2 separate regions of the Mus musculus genome follow, and region 1 is linked to region 2. A link is a loop called in an ENCODE intact Hi-C map of the cell type or tissue named here. Cell type or tissue: gastrocnemius. All regions are shown on one strand.

Region 1 (8,000 bases), 58 kb after region 2:
TGGATACCTTTGTTTACAATGCTATTTCAGTCACTGAGTATCCCTGTGGCTGATATGCTGCTCAATTAATGAACAGAGGGAGGGAGGGAGCGTCCTGTAGCAAACTCACCTTCTGAAGGGGGGAAGGCAGTGAATAGGAAAGGCTCAGTGTGTGCAAAGTCATTTCTCAGCACTGGGAACCATGGTAACCAAGGGGGATGGGATCACAGAGGTGATGTCCCCTGGCTAGTGCTTCGGGTCAAAGGAGTTCAGAGCATATCTATGCTGTGGTGCAGGTCTGGAGCCATGCCTGCGGTTAACAGGCACGTTTCAGAAAGCCCATGCAGTCAGCCCTTACAAGATTGACCAGGTTGCATGCAAGAGTCTTGGCTGACCAAACTCATGTCTTTGAACCAGTGGATGGTGGGGACGTATCTTTCCAAAACCGCTGTCTTGGACTCTCTTTCCAGTGTGTTCCAGACAGTTACTTAAAAACTGCTTGGGAGAGCTGGGCGGTGGTGGTGCACGCCTTTAATCCCAGCACTTGGGAGGCAGAGGCAGGGGGATTTCTGAGTTCGAGGCCAGCCTGGTCTACAAAGTGAGTTCCAGGACAGCCATGGCTATACAGAGAAACCCTGTCTCGAAAAACAAAACAAAACAAAACAACAACAACAAACAAAAACTGCTTGGGAAGCAGGAATCAGAGGAAAGGTATTGAAGGACGGTGTCACCCCCACATCAGCATCACTAGATCTTCTCCCTTCACCTCTCTAAGGTCTCCACAGGGTCTTCTATGCCTAGCCACTTTAACTCTTACCAGGTCACTGGTTTATACAACTCACACCTTATCTCTAGCTTTTAACTTTAATGTGTCTCTTAATCTCTCAGTAAACTTGGTGTCACCTAATCTTGATGGAGTAACGAATGAGATCTTCATCTCTGCATCGCCAAACCTCTATGGAGGTGGAGTGTGTCTGCAGGTGGTTGATCTCAGTCCTACTGTGAGGACTCCCCTCTCTCTCTACCTCATCCCCAAATGCTAAAGGTGCTGCCAACTGCCCATACAGGGAACAAATGCTATAGACTCCACAAGTAGGAAAAAGAAATTCGATTCTTCTTGGTGTGAAATAGAATGTGCAGCTGAGCTTGGCCCATACAATGAGCTCAGCTGTAGAGGTACCTCATTCTCCTGTCACTTGCGGTGACAGGGTCCTCTAGGTGACTTCACTATGGTCTTAATCAGTTGAGGCCACTAATACAAAATACCAGAGGCTGGTTACTTAAACAACAAAGGGAGTTCTCATGGCCCTAAGAGTTGCAAAGTCCAAGTTCAAGATACCAGCAGAGTCTATTCAGCCAAGGCTTGTAAGCGCCCATCTTCTCTGTGTCTTTACATAACATGGACAGAGAATTCTGGACACTTCTTTATCTAATAAGGACATCAGCTGTGGCCATGGAGAGGCCCCATCATTATAACTTCATCTAAACAAAGGCTCCACCTCCAGTGCCATTTGGGCTTCAGCAATTGAACTTGATGGGCCAGGCACTCAATAGCAACACTAGCTTCCCTCATGCCTAAGCTCTCTGCTAAGGGGAGGAAAGGTGAGAAGTTTGCAGAACTGTTTGGGGATACAACCCTAATGGCAGAATCAGAAGGGGGGTTCGTTTTTTTTTTTTTTTTTTGCTTTGTTTTTGTCAAGACATAATTTCTCTGTGTGTAGCCCTGGCTGTCCTAGAACTCACTCTGTAGACCAGGCTGGCCCTGATCCTGGCGCAGGATCCCTATACGGGGACAGTTTTATAAGGACTGTCCAGGGTCCTTTCAGGCCACAGTTATACATAAGACCAGACCTTTCCATCTCGCATCTGCTCTGCTGGACTCTGAAGTGCTGGCCTCCTCCAAAAAGGAAAATTAAAAACAAATTCTCCAGTGGGCTGCTAGTATTTCAGCCCAGCAAATTTTACTTTCCGTTAAAAGTCACCAGCTGTCATGTGCTCGGCTCTGAGTGGAAATTACTTGCTCTCAAAGAACCTTTTTTCAGCTGATGTCACTTGCGAGTTTTATTTTCTTCTAATGAAAAATGGGTTTGCATTAGTGTATCTGTAGTGTCAAGAAGCCCCTGGACACACGCCTGCCTGCCTGCCTTGATGATCCACCCTGCCCTGAGGGAAACTAATTGCTCTGGCAGTCAGTTTGGAAGACTGACACCGTGGTCAAGATAGGGCAAGGCAGGTCTGAGGGCAGGAGGATAATGGCCTGTCTCCTTTCAGTGAGAGCCCCGCAGAGCTTCTCCCTACCAAGGGAAAAAAACGTTTCTTTCAATAAACAATGCTTTTAAGTGCTGAGGGGGAGGTCTTGGAAAGGGGAGTGAATAGTTTAATGTGATTAACGACCTCCAAGGAGGCAGTTCTTCAGTGCCTCAGACACACGTGTCCACAAAGCCTACTGCTGAAGAGGCTAGATCCCCACCCAAGCTCTGCTCAAAACAGATCTCCTCTGCGGTCCCACTGAGCACGGGCAATCTCCTAGGGCCTCAGGTCTGTGGTGATTAGAATGCTGTCTTCATGACTCTCAGAAACAAAGCAAACCATGTGATAATTGGTCCTTCTCCCGAGAGGCTTAAACACAAGGACAGAGAAGATCAAAGCCAGCTTGAACTAGACTCCCCCACCAAAAATAAAATAAACCAAAGCGAGAGCGGTAAGACAAAATAAACTGCATTAGAACAACAGCAGAAAGACAAAACAAACCTCTAGGCTAAACCACGCTGGCACGGTGGCAGGGACTGGGAGCAGGTTGCTGACCAGAGCCTGGTGCTCCAGAAAGACCAACTGAGTTCCAGAGATGTGACAACAGACACTGACTCCCACACTGAGCCCCCAAGCCTAGAGCCTGCTTGTAAACTTGAAACAGTACTCAGAAAGGCTCTTGCCCCACTGGCCCCTCCATACACACAACCATTGCACACCCATCTCGTAGAGATTTTCATGGAAATGGTGGCCTTCAAACCCAGGCTATACACAAGCATCAGGCCGGCCCAGGCAAAAGCTCCCAGTCCCACCCCCCACTCCTCTCTCCAGCACGCAGCAAGGGCTTAGCCGTGTCCAAGATTTTGTGAATAATGTTTCTGACAGACACTACAGCCTTTTCCTCCTCCTGCGCGTGGAGAGCTCGGGCTGCCCCGAGGGAAGACTTTCCCCAGCCAAGCAGCTGGCTTCAGCTCTGGGAACACTAAATTCTGGCTGCATTTCTAGCCAGGCCTGGTTACTTTAGAATCCCTCCCCTCCCCGTCTTTTCAAGCGGGACCAGCCAAGGTATTCGTCATATTTCTGAGCTACCCTGCTGGTTGATTTATGTAGACACAGGGCAAAGGCCAGGAGTCAGGAGCTGGAGTGATCGGCTCTTCCATCACCCCAGGGGCCACCAAAAGGGTGACCCTCAGGATCAGACCTTCAGTCAGCTCAGCCTCCACAGCCTGGGGAGCAGAGACAAGCTCTCGGTTTCGTCCTGTATGTGAGACATCCATTAAAGAGAGGCTGCGTGTGCCTTTCACTGGGCTCCACCTAAAAAGCTTTTCTTAAAAAAAAAAAAAAAAAAAAAAATTCCAGCCTTCTCCTTACAGGACGCTGGATGCTGCCTTTTTGGCCAAAGAGACAACAAGTAACAGATGATGCTCTCGTGGACACACAAGGAGGCCAAACCCAAATGTTAATCATCTCCAAATATGCACGGCTCCCTCCAGCCTCCCTGACTCTCCTCAGAAGATCCGTGATTGGAGACCTCTCCCAGGGGCTGGGGACTGGCTGCAGATATTCAGGAACTCATCCAAAGGTCTAATTGCACTGACAGGGTAATTGCTGGGCGGTGTGTTTAATATGCCTGCGGGTGATTTTGACTGGCCGAAACTGGCTGTTGCTCTAAGTTCGACTCCGGCTTCAGCACTCCCAAAAGATCGACTGATTCTGTCATCCAAAATGGAAAAGAAAAAAGAAAGAGAGACTCTTTTTAATTCCGCTGCATATGAAAGTATGAGCTCATTGGAATATATTTGGAGTGAGACTTGGCAGTCTGTCTGTGTTTACAATTCCTGGACTCAGGGCTCTGGTGTGTATCAGAAACACTCTTGCCTCCTCACCTTCTCTACGAAGGTGAACCAGTTCCAAGAGTCTAAAGTCGCTTTCTCGGTAGGTAGTACCCAACACTGACTTGGTTAAGCAACTGACTGTGTCCTCAAGACCAATGGCCAACAAGAAGGCTGGAGTCTCTGGGTGTTCTGGTAACTGTGTGAACGCTAAAGGGGCTCCCCACGAGAGTCAGAGGCAGCCACTGGGCTGGAGCCGGCCCCGGAAGCTCCGATTTCACAATGCTCTTTCCTCAGACCCCATCTCTATTCCGTCTGATCCTAAACGGTCTATGGTCCCTGATTTACTATTCCTAATCTGGGATTCTTCCTGAGGCCTTCCAAAACAGTATGGAACCAACGTGGGCTGCCCGGACTCCCTTCTAGGCACCGTCCCGGCTCTATGGCACCCGTTCTCAGAACCACAGAGAAACTTTAAAGCACACTGATGCCTGGTATCCAGGCCTCAGAGATCCTATCTGAACTGAGCTGCGGTCCAGCCAAGTGGCAGAAGCCATACAAAGACTTAGGCTTTATTCCTTTTTTTTTTTTAATTACATTCACACTTTTTAAATGGGGAACACATTCACGAATACATTCACGGACTGTCTCTGAGTGACAGCATTAAGAGGGATTTTAATTCATTTGCAGATTCCCCTTTGTGCCCTCAATCTTCTCCAACAAAGCAAATGGCTATGAAGTAAGTTGTTAGTGAGTTTATGGAGGGATGGGGGTGTGAATTACTGCCCACTTAAAAGATGTTCATTGGGGCACCCAGAGCAGAACTCCACCTTCCTCTCCGGCCTGATCTTTGCCCAGAACCCTCAGTTCTGAAGATGGCAACCAACCCACGGGCCTTCTCCCACCTCCCTAAGTCCATTCATCCCATCTCTCAATCACAGCATTCGGCTTTTTAATACTCCCCACGGTCTCTCTGGCCGCCCCAGCCGGCACCCTCTCTCTGCTCTCCCAGTTTGCCTGCTCTGTTCCGTACTGGTGGAAGTGGCTCCTCCCCATCAAGTTGCCTGGACGCTAAGGCGTGGACAGGACCCCACACCAAGCACTGTGTTCATCTCTACACCCCAAACCTGTTCCTGTCACTCGCCTGCTTTAGAAAACTCCACTGGCATCTTCTCATCCCAGAGCAAGCTCCCAGCAACTGCAGGAATCAATCAAAGCTCTGACTCGGTCCCAGGCAGTCTCTGGCTGCACAGCCCCTCACCCTGCACTTTTTCCCGACAGAGGCCCTCAGGCGTGTCCCAGACTCTCTGCCTCTGGGCCTCAGCCTGGAGTACTCCTGATGTGGAATGCCATCTGCGTTACCTATTTTTCCCAGAATAGCCCCTGCCTTGCCAGAGTTCTCTGGACCCTCCTCCTCCAGTGCCTTCAACACCTGGCCCTCAACATCCGGTCTCCCAGATGCTTTTGCCTGTTGTTAACTCACATGGGTTGTTCTGCCCTGTCTGCCTGTTTGTCTGACCTCTGCTGTTTTACCTGCCAGTCAGGAACCTAAATTCTTGCACCATCCACACTGCCTGCCATTTTCCTGGCATTCAGTGATTGAGTTAAACAGTGAACCAATCATTTAGATTCCGTACATGTGTGCAGCTCTGTATAATACTCCCAAGTAGTTTGTATGTGTATTTGGGGTTGTACTATGTACACACACACACCCCACAATTTCTTTCAGAAGCATACCTGCACCATCTGCTTTCTCTGAGCTGGGAGTCAGGAGAGATGGTAGAGATTGTACAAAGTGGTGGCGCATGCCTTTAATCCTAGCACTTGGGAGGCAGAGGCAGGCGGATTTCTGAGTTCAAGGACAGCCTGGTCTACAAAGTGAGTTCCAGGACAGCCAGGGCTACACAGAGAAACCCTGTCTCGAAAACAAACAAAAACAAACAAAAATAAAAAATAAAAAACAAACAAACAAACAAAAAGTGATCAGGGGACCCTGCTGCCCTGGTCTCTCAGGGAATCCTGCTGCCCGGGTCTGGGGGCATGTGGGGAAAGATCAGCAGGCCGAAACCCTGAGCTCCCTTGGCTCAGCACACCAATTCCCTCAGGCTTGACTTAAGAGTGTGTGCTGGGCTATGGCCCACAAAGAAATGGGATTGTCAGCCCCTTCAAGTCCTATCTTTCTCGATTCTCAAACCAGGAGATATGGAGTAGAAGCCACGCCCTTCGAGGACCTGCTACTCTGGGCCATACAGTCATCTAAATTGTTGTTTCTAAAGAGGTCACAGACAGACTTGTAGGTTTTCAGCCTCTGCAGCCTCCAAAGAGACCAGAAACCCATTAATCCTTTCCACTTTAATTAAGCCTTGGAGGGGAGGGCAGCCAAGGGGGCAGAGTGGAACCAGCTGGAAATGCAAAGCCACTGCCTTCTGACTCCCCAGCCAGCGGATCCTCTTTGTCCTTAAATCTTTCATAAGGCAATGACTAAACCTGTGGCTCTTGTCTCTGCTGATCAAGCATGTCTTCGGTCAAATAGCAGGAAAAGGGATCCCTCCCTGGTTCATCTGTTGACCATTCTCATGTAATCCTTCCACTCAGTCTGACTTAACGATGACCCCCCCCCAGACTCCATACATATATATATATATATGTATATATATATATATATATATATATATATATATATATATATATATATATTTATATGATATATGATACATCCTTATCCCCCCTTTCCAGATCGTGTCGGGGTAGGGCTGTGAATTTTGAGGATTTACTGCCCACCCCACTCAGATTCTTCTACAAGCTCAATTCCTGGCAGACACTGCCATCCAAGAATCAGGAAGTCACAGTGGAGCTAAAATGGCTTTTGACTAGCACCTACAACATTGCCAGTTGCTGTGCCAAGAGCTGACCAGGTAAACAAACATTCAACATGGCTCCCTGACCAGACAGAAGCATTTGCAAGAGTGTGACCAGGGATTCAGAAAATATTGTTTCTAGTTGGAGAGCCAGCTGGCTTCTTAGAGAAGGTGGTGGCTCCAAGCTGAAACTTGAGAGTTAGGTCTGGACAAGACAGACTGCTGATTAGGTGAGGAGAAATGTAATCAAGGCAGGAAAGGTAGCCTAGGTGACAATGGCTTGCATGAAACCACCGATAGTTTACTGGTTTGGGCCCTGTGCTGGATAGTTTTATGTCAACTTGATACAAACTAAAGTCATCTAAAAAGGAGTGACCCTCAATTAAGAAAACACCTCCATAAGATCCAGCTGTAGACAAACCAGTAGGGCATTTTCTTAATTAGTGATCCCTGGGGAAAGCCCAGCCCATTGTAGGTGGTGCCATCCTTGGGCTGGTGGTCCTGGGTTCTATAAGAAAGTAGGCCGAGCAAACCAGTAAGCAGCACCCTTCCATGGCCTCTCCATCAGCTCCTGCCTCCAGGTTGGCACCCTGCTTGAGTTTCTGTTCTCGCTGCTTTTTGATGATGAACTGTTCTACGGAACTCTGAGTGAAGTAACCCTTTTCTTCCCACGTTGCTTTGGTCATGATATTTTATCATAGCAATAATAACCCTTGACTAAGACAGGCCCATAATAAGGAAGGGTCAATGTAATACTTAGCAGCTACAGTGGGGGTGGAGGAAGACAGGCTGCAGAGAGAAAAACCAGGCCAAGGGGATTCAGCCTGTTAGTAGCTGGTCTATGCTATGCTGGGTTTATCCTTCGGATGACAGAATGAAGGAAATGTCCCAGGAATGGCATCTCCTACTTTTGGTAAGGAACAATACTATATCTGTCTCTTGTCCATAGACAGTCCAAGTTAAACTGTGGGTTTTACAGTCAGATGAAAGATTGTTCTTTATAGTCACAGGAAGGCAGGATCATACCCCCCACTCTGAGAGATGTGTTTAAATTTCAGCTCCAGCACTTACAAGCTCTGTC
Region 2 (8,000 bases):
TGTGGCAGATGAGGATTACCTGTTATTTCCAGTCTGACACTGGAACTCTTTCCAAGAACCTAGATTTCTTCCTTCCTCTTTAGTTCACTCCCAAGTGAGTAGTGCAGTAGACTGGGGAAGAAGTGGGCAAAGTGTGTTTGTGCTCAGGTTCATGGCCAAGCTACCCCACAGCAGCTTCATGCCATCTGCTGTTTGTAAGGCTAGCAGAGGGCACCCGAGGAGCAGAGGGCACCTCAGGACCTTTTCTTGCCATCTTTGCTACTACCCCAGCCCTTGTTTCTTGATCTAAGAGGTCGACCCCGGTTGTTTATGTGTAGTCCAGACAGCACAGCACTAACACTACTGAATACCTAGTGAGTGCTCTCAGGAGGCATGGCTGTCTTCAGTTCCTTATATATGAACATCACAGCCTGGTGAGGCAGATGATTCTGATACTCATTTGTACAGGAAGTGGTGCCCTAAAGGCATATCAGTAGCCACACAGCTGTTAAAAGATAGAGCCAGAATTTGAACCCAGGTTGTCTTCTATCTGGGTATATGTTTTTAAGTTAACCGTTTCATCATATGGCTCCTCTTTCTAAACTACATTCTGTCAGAGTTGCACTCTCTGTAGCAGAATGAAGAAAAGAAATGGTATCACTTTCAAAAGAGAAGTCCCCGAGGACCAAAACCACTCATATGGGATTCAGATACTAGACCTGGGACCTGTGTTTTACAGTGTCTGTAGTAACAGAAGGCATCTTGGCATGTGCTGCCTGCAGCTTTCTCTGGCCTGTTCGTGTGTTGTGCAAAAGCATGTGCATGCCGTTGTCTGCAGTCTGGCCTGGTCTACACCCCATGTTGCTGTCGTTCCTCTCTGCCCATGTGTGCTCCATCAGTTGCTGCTTATGTAATCTGACTTGCAACCCCATACGTACATGCACGCACAAACACACTTTTCTTAGTGAAATGTGGGCTTTCGGCGGCTGTGCAGATAGATGGCCGCCACCTCACTGGAAAGCAAGGTCCTCAGATGCTGTTTCCAGAAGAGAAATAATAAACACAGCAAAGACTGGGAAGAGCTGGGGAGTTGCTCAGTGAAATGATACCATTTACTCGGAGCTTTCTGTGGCTGGCTGATGGCAAAGGCACACAAGTGAGAAAGTTGGCTCCTGTTCTGTGTTGTGCCTTCTGACACCAGGAAATACAAACCTGAGGAATCACTGTTTCTCACAGAGCATCTCTTACTCTCCAAGAGTTACCTGTACTAAAACTGATGGTATATTTGGAGTTATATTTACAGGAAATTCTTGGAATTTAACTGTAGTTTTATCAAAACAAAGAAACAGAACAGTAAAATAAGGTAAAAAGCCATTAGCCTCTGGGCAAATATATATCATTTCTCCTAACTCTCCTTGTCTTATTTTAATAATAGGACAGAAAGGAAGTATCAGGGTCACCAGGATTAATAGTATGAACTCAGGAAATGTCAGTACTGAAGACTTGACTCATAAAATTATTTAAATACTTTCTAGAATGAAATAAGCTACCAAAACAAGGGAACTTTTAAATTAAAAGCTTGAGGAATATTTGGGGTGTTGGTCTACTCTGCCTTGAGTCACTATGGTTCGTAAAATCAATCATAAGATTTAAGATGGTGTTCAAAGCTCCTTCCGGTCGCTGTTTGTTCTTTGCTTCCTTGTTCCATCAGTGATGAGCGCATTGTCTCTTTAATTGGAGTTAAGAGACATCTTTAAGTAGTAGACTAGATATAAGCGAAGAATTGATTTTTAAAATTTGTTCACTCTCACATTGTCTAAAAATACTTTCTTATTTAATGTTTCCCACGTATGTTCAGTGAAAGCGCCATAGATATGTCACCTCGTAACCCTTCCTATTTATGTTGGGTTTCTCCTAGGTCTCAGGGGAATGTGGAAAATTAGTTACAGTCACTCAAGTTTGAACTGCGCCTTTGCCTGGTGGGTTTTAGAAAAGGGGTAAAAAAGCTTGTGCACTTATATTCATATTCTTAGTAGTATTTCTCTGTACTGTATTGCCAGCTATAAGGAGGATAAAAGCTGCCTTCCCTTCCCTTCCCTTCCCTTTGGCTGTACCCTGCACTGAGAGAAGCCAAAGGCATTGAAGTTAGCTGAGGAGCACTGACTGGCCAGGTGGAAGACCTTCCTAAGAATAGCCCTGGAAATGTCCCCAAAATAGACAGACGTGATCATTTGTGATTCGTTCGCACGCACACAGACACACACGTGCATTCGCTCTGTGAAATGCCTGCATAGGTGAGTGAGACTTGCTTTCATCGTGGCAGGAGCCACGGAGATGATGGTGTTTCAGATGGAGTATGATTTCGAGATTTTACAGACTCTCCTGTAAAATACGTATTTAACAGAGCTCAGAGTTGAGAGTTTTAATGTTTAAGCAAAGTTGAAAAAACAAAATCTGAACATTACTATTATTTGTTTGTTGAAAATTCCTACCACTAAAGATTAAAAGTCAGGGAATCCTCCCACCATAACCGCTTGCTGTCTTTGGTGTTAAAGCTTGCTGTTGGTGAGTAGCAATTTCATAATTCTCATGACTAACCAAGCCCCCCAATAGAATGTTGAGGGCATGCTCCTGCCTCTTAGGGACAGTTAGGAAGGTTATTTTATTTTTATTTTTTTAAAACAGGCTTTTGGCCTTGCCAGTTTTTCTTCAGTACTGACATTTTCTGAGTTCATATGCTTAATCCTGGTGACCCTGACAGGTCTCAATCCTGACCTTGAAGGAGGTTTTAATTATTGTTTGTATCAATATTACTTTTCCAAGGAATTTCCAGCTTTAATCTGTTGCTGAAATGAAATTTCTGTTGTAGGAAATTGTTTAAAATGATTAATCATAACAAGAAATAACATAGATTAACAAAGACTCAGAAGAGTTTTGTTCAGTTGTAACTGAGATTCTGTTGCAAGCATTCAGCTGACCAGCTCTTAGCTTTGTTTTGTAGCCATACTTTGAAAATCGCAGTAGTTGGTGCACGTCTTTACACACACACCAGTGTTCAGAAGAGAAACTCACCGCGCTCACAGTTGTTTCCTTTATCCTACATCCTTCGCTGTGTAAGCCTTAGGCATTTACTGAGTTACTTGTAAAATTTTGTAATGTCACTAGAGCATTTGTGTTTAGAACCCAGCATGTATGTCTCAATCTGTAGTCACATATGAAGCACTTCATGACTATTTTTACAGAAAGATGCAAAACAAAACCTTCAGATACAAATTGGCAGCATCTTCTAAAGTTCCCTGAGAAATCTCTTACTTTCTAGTACAAAGGACAATGATGCATTTGACATAGAATTTTGAATAAATCTAAGAGAAATATTAAAATACCTTTGTTGTCTGTTGAAAAAAGCGAGTCCGTGAACGTGCGTCCTTGCCCTTGCTCTCTGAGATCAGTGTAGAAGTTTGTTCGGCTTTACTTCAGAGGTAACTGCGTTTTTTGCTCTGACCGGTGAATCCAAGGAGTAAGGAACTTCTTTTCACAGCACTAATGGACTGAGTTTGCTGGGCCACCTATGTAACTTGGGGCTATCTGTGGACTTCTCTAATGCAGCAGAGAAGGTTCTGTGCCTGTGCTGTCTGCTGCATGGAAATGTGCAGAAACCAGCCGCAGCTGACAGACTGTCCACACAGTCCGAAGAGTGATTCCCTCTCGTTCTCAGTAGACTCAAGTTCAGCCCACATATTACGTCATTAGAAAAGAGCTGGAGCCAGGAGAGGGGGTAGGAACCTCCTCCTTAGGATTTCCTCTCGCTGCCGAGGTGGGGCTGGGGGAGCTGGATCAGCAGGAGGCTGAATAGCTCTAACAAGGAGAGATTGTGTGCAGGTTGAAGGAAGGGCACCATCTGGAAACAGGCTATCATAGTTCAGCAGGCAATTATAAAATAAACATTTTAGTCTGCCTGCCACAGAGCTTTTGAGTTGGAAGAGAGAGAGAGAGAGAGAGAGAGAGAGAGAGAAAGGAAGAAAAGAAAAGAAAAGAAAAGAAAAGAAAAGAAAAGAAAAGAAAAGAAAAGAAATCCACTTTAGAAGTAGCTGCAGGCTGTAAGGAGCTAGACTTTCCCCAGAAGCAGCCACCTAACAGTGCTATTCTGACAGCCTCCGGGACGCTTAAAATTGTAAGTAATTGTGTAATGTTTAAGAGAAAATTGCTTTTATTAGCTTGACCTTTAATCTCAGCACTCGGAAGGCAGTTGAATCCCTATGAACTTGAGGCCAGCCTGGAATACACAGTGAGCTCCAGGCCAGCCAGGGCTAATAAGTGAGAATCTGACTGAAGAAACACACACACACGCACACACATGCACACACTGCAGACCAGCCAGGGCTAGTGAGAACCTGACTCACACACACACACACACCCCTTGTTTTTATATGTAGTCACCTAAAACAAGGGAAACTGGTAAATCTGGTGAAAGAAAAATCTTAAATTCTGTAATACATAATTGATGCTTTTTCTGATCTTAAGTTCTGTGATAGGTAATATACTTGCCTATAAAATTATGCCTCCTGTCCTAGCTAGGGTTGCTGTTGCTGTGAAGAAACACCATGACCAAAGACAACTTAGGAAAAGGTTGATTTGGCTTACACTTCTACATCACTGTTCATCACCAAAGGAAGTCAGGATAGGAACTCAAACAGGGGAGGAACCTGGAGGCAGGAGCTAAGGCAGAGGCCATGGAGGAGTGCTACTTACTGGCTTGCTCAGCCTGCTTTATAGCACCCAGCCATAGGACCACCAGCTCAGGGGTGACTGGGCCCTTTCACATCAATCACTAAGAAAATTTCCTCCAGGCTTGCCCTCAGCTGGATCTCATGGAGGCATTTTCAGTTGAGGCTTCCTCCTCTAGCTTGTGTCAAGATGAGTTAAAACTAGTCAATTCAGTGTCAATTGTCAAAATAAGGTGGTGGTTGTTGTTGTTGTTGTTGTTAGTTGATTGGTATCATTTAAAAACAAACACAACCCTGAATTAAAAGAAAAAAAGAAAACCCAAAGGATCGTTGACTCCCCATTGACTGTGAACTGAAGATGAATCATCATGTCCTCTGGCCCAGCCTTTTCTACTATAAAAATAGGTTCCAAAAGAGCAAAAGAGTAAGTCTTGAATAACTATTTTTTTCATGAAACAAATATTTAGTAATTCAATAGCTAAGGAAACCCGAATTTCAACATCTTCAATAGCTTGGCTTAATGCTCAATGATAAGTAGAACCTGAGTTTTTAACTCTCACTCAAAAGCATCGCTTTCTTGGCATCCTAGTTGCTGAATGAGGCCTTGGGGCTTCTCATGCTACACACGCTGTGTGCTTTCACCCCCCTCACTGCCTTAACTCCTTCCAGTTGTCTTGTAGGACCTGTATCCTTTACTTACTGGACGAGGTTGTTACCACTTTTGTAGAAGTATTTCTTAGAACGCCTCTGTCATATTTAAATATATAAGGGGCTGTAAACTTTAAATAATAAATAAGCCAACTAGAATCTTAACAGGAAAATGCTGATGGTTATTGGTGGTTACTATGTCAACAGCCATGAGGGTCTATGAGGCTGTACTGTTTGTTGCCATCTATTCTGGGTTCTGTTTTTTTTTTTTTTTTTTAGGGAAAGCAAGTGATTGGAGTTTTCCTGGACCCTTTTCAGATTTTCACGGGGACAGATAAGATAGTAGCTTCTAAGCTCTGGTTTGTGTCCCACAGTTACTGAGTGGTGTTTTCATTCACTACTACTAGTCGGATTGGGAGATGGGAGATGGTTCCTCTGAGCTTTAAGTTTGAGAGTTATTTAGCTTTCTTACTTGAACAATTTCTGTTACTAACCATCATTTTTCAAAAATTGGAGTGACAGATTTTAGGACCACATAACACTTGATTTGGCTTGTTTCATGGAAAATTAAACATGGAGATGAGTTCTGTGGAAAATCCTGAAAAGCAGAACTAAGGAACTACAGAGAGTGCGCTGTAGAGTGAGGTGTAATGGCAGCCATGGAGAACAGTGAAAGGAGCCCCCAAGGACGAGAAGCTAGGAAAGTGGAAAGGAGGAACAGTGGAGCAAAGAGGGAGGGAGGAGACGTAGCTCAGCCGTCCTGCTTGCCTGTCCTGCTTGCCTAGCATGCGGAGGCTCCGTCACTGTCAGCCGAGTGACTAGGTAGTGGTGAAGACCAGCTGATAAAGTGTTATAATGAGGAGGTCCAGAATTGTGACCTTGGCTAAAAAGAGTTTTTAGTACCTTGATGTAGGTACTTTGTTTTGCTAATTTTAAGACATCTGCATTTAATGGTAAATACACCTCAGAATACATCTTGATTATATTGTAGTTCAACACTGTTTTCAACCCTTTGTGGATCTGTATGTAAAAGTGCACATCACAGTCCAATACAAGTCAGAACCGTGAGCTCTAGGCCCTGAACCTCTGTACCATTGCATATAATTAAGAGCGAGAAAGAATTGAGAATGGCTTACTCAGGTTTAGCAAATTGATAAAGTAACATCGAAAGACTCATGATGTCATGACTCAGCCTTTCAGAAGCTGTAGAGGGCACCACCGGTGGTGCCCTAGCATGGTAATGTACAACTGCTGCCAGCCGGCTGGTCCTGTGTCTTGAAGGCCACCGGGAGCTGGCGGCAGAGCCAACATGAATGTTGGAGTTGCCCACAGTGAGGTAAACCCCAGTGCCCTGTAATGACCAGCCATGGTTGTTGCCGACGTGTGCTTTGGGAGTTGGCGTGCGTGCGTTCCTGTCACTCAGCGTTCCTGTCACTCAGCGTTCCTGTCTTCAGTGCTCCTGCTGCTTGGACCGTAACAAAGAGTACATAATCTGGGGATATATGTATTTTGCATGCAGTGAAAGGAACAACTTTTGAAACCCAATCCAGATAGAGCAGGGCTCTTAACCCACTGGGAACAGCTTGACTATGGAGGACAGTTTATATCTTCTCAAGAGTTTTTCACAAATTCTCCAGTAATTTCTTAGATGTGACATGCTGTTACCACAGAGTTTTGGATAAAGAAACAGACTCAAGCCAGCGAGGGTGGCATATCCCTAACCTTAGTATTATGGAGGCAGATGAGTTTGAGGATAGCCTAGTCTATACATCAGGTTCTAGACCAGCTAGAGCTACTTAGATCCCATCTCAAATGAGAGAAAAAAGAAACAGACTCAAATCTGCTACTTTGGTAATGATCTTCTGTCTATTTTGGATCAAGCCTGGATTAAATGGAAATTTCTGCCTTCTATTGCAGGTCTCTTTCAGATATACACCTTAGCAAATGACCTGTCTTACACTGATTTAAAAAAAAAAAAAAGACTCATGATGTAGGTAATGTGCACTTAAAAATAAACACTCTGTTCTTTACAAATTTTACCTTTTTATGGCTAATACCAGTAAACATGGTTCTTTAATTTTGTATATAAAATATTTTTAGCATTCCGAAGTTGCTTGTTTTTCAAAGCCATTATTACCATTTTAAATTGCACAGATACTGAGTCATGGACTTAAAATTAGCAGCACAAACCACATACATACAAGTCAATGTACCAAATGCAGTATTAGGTGAGGATTAGAGTCCAGGATTCTGTGGGATTAACTGTGTATAAAAGGTAGGCTGTCAGTCATCCTGTTACAGAAGATGCAGAAGACTGTGCGTGGACCCTGCTTTATTAGTGATGGCACTGGGAAATGTGTTTCATGAACCTAACAGAAAGTGGAAAGGCTAGGGCGCCTTTAGGCACTGATGTGATTGGCCCTTGTTTTGCAGGTGCTATGGTAATTCCAAGAATGCTGAAGTTTTTTTGGCCAGTCTCTCTTGTTTTGTTTTGTTTTTTTTAAATCTCTGAGTAGGGAAATACACATTTCTAGTCTCAAGGACCTAAGAAAGAAACGCATCTCTAGCATTCTGAGTATACATTGTCAAGTTGGTAGTTCTCTGGCATGGCCTTTGGTGAGAATGCTGGGCAGTGCAGGCTTGTTCTTG

Evidence for each region. Peaks named below come from ENCODE experiments on the same cell type or tissue, not always from the same donor. Only the 100,000 strongest peaks of a DNase experiment are listed, where the experiment ranks them.
Region 1: it touches region 2 in a loop (1.8-fold over the local background); 2 of 42 quality-filtered maps call a loop at or near these places.

The regions. Positions count from the first base shown.
Region 1 is chr1:156,776,541-156,784,540 of GRCm38, reverse strand. No RefSeq gene overlaps it. Among named protein-coding and RNA genes, the nearest start is that of Gm39683, 36 kb to the right of the region's middle. In gastrocnemius, no CTCF peak of the experiment used is centred here; DNase peaks (open chromatin) are centred at 2,799, 3,158, 3,737 and 4,236; H3K4me3 peaks cover 1,451 bases; H3K27ac peaks cover 3,912 bases.
Region 2 is chr1:156,834,600-156,842,599 of GRCm38, reverse strand. All of the region lies in intron 8 of Ralgps2 (Ral GEF with PH domain and SH3 binding motif 2), which reads left to right. Angptl1 (angiopoietin-like 1) reads right to left here and starts at 3,577. Exons shown (of 5, transcript NM_028333.2): 1 at 3,363-3,577. In gastrocnemius, no CTCF peak of the experiment used is centred here; a DNase peak (open chromatin) is centred at 3,744; H3K4me3 peaks cover 4,345 bases; H3K27ac peaks cover 4,816 bases.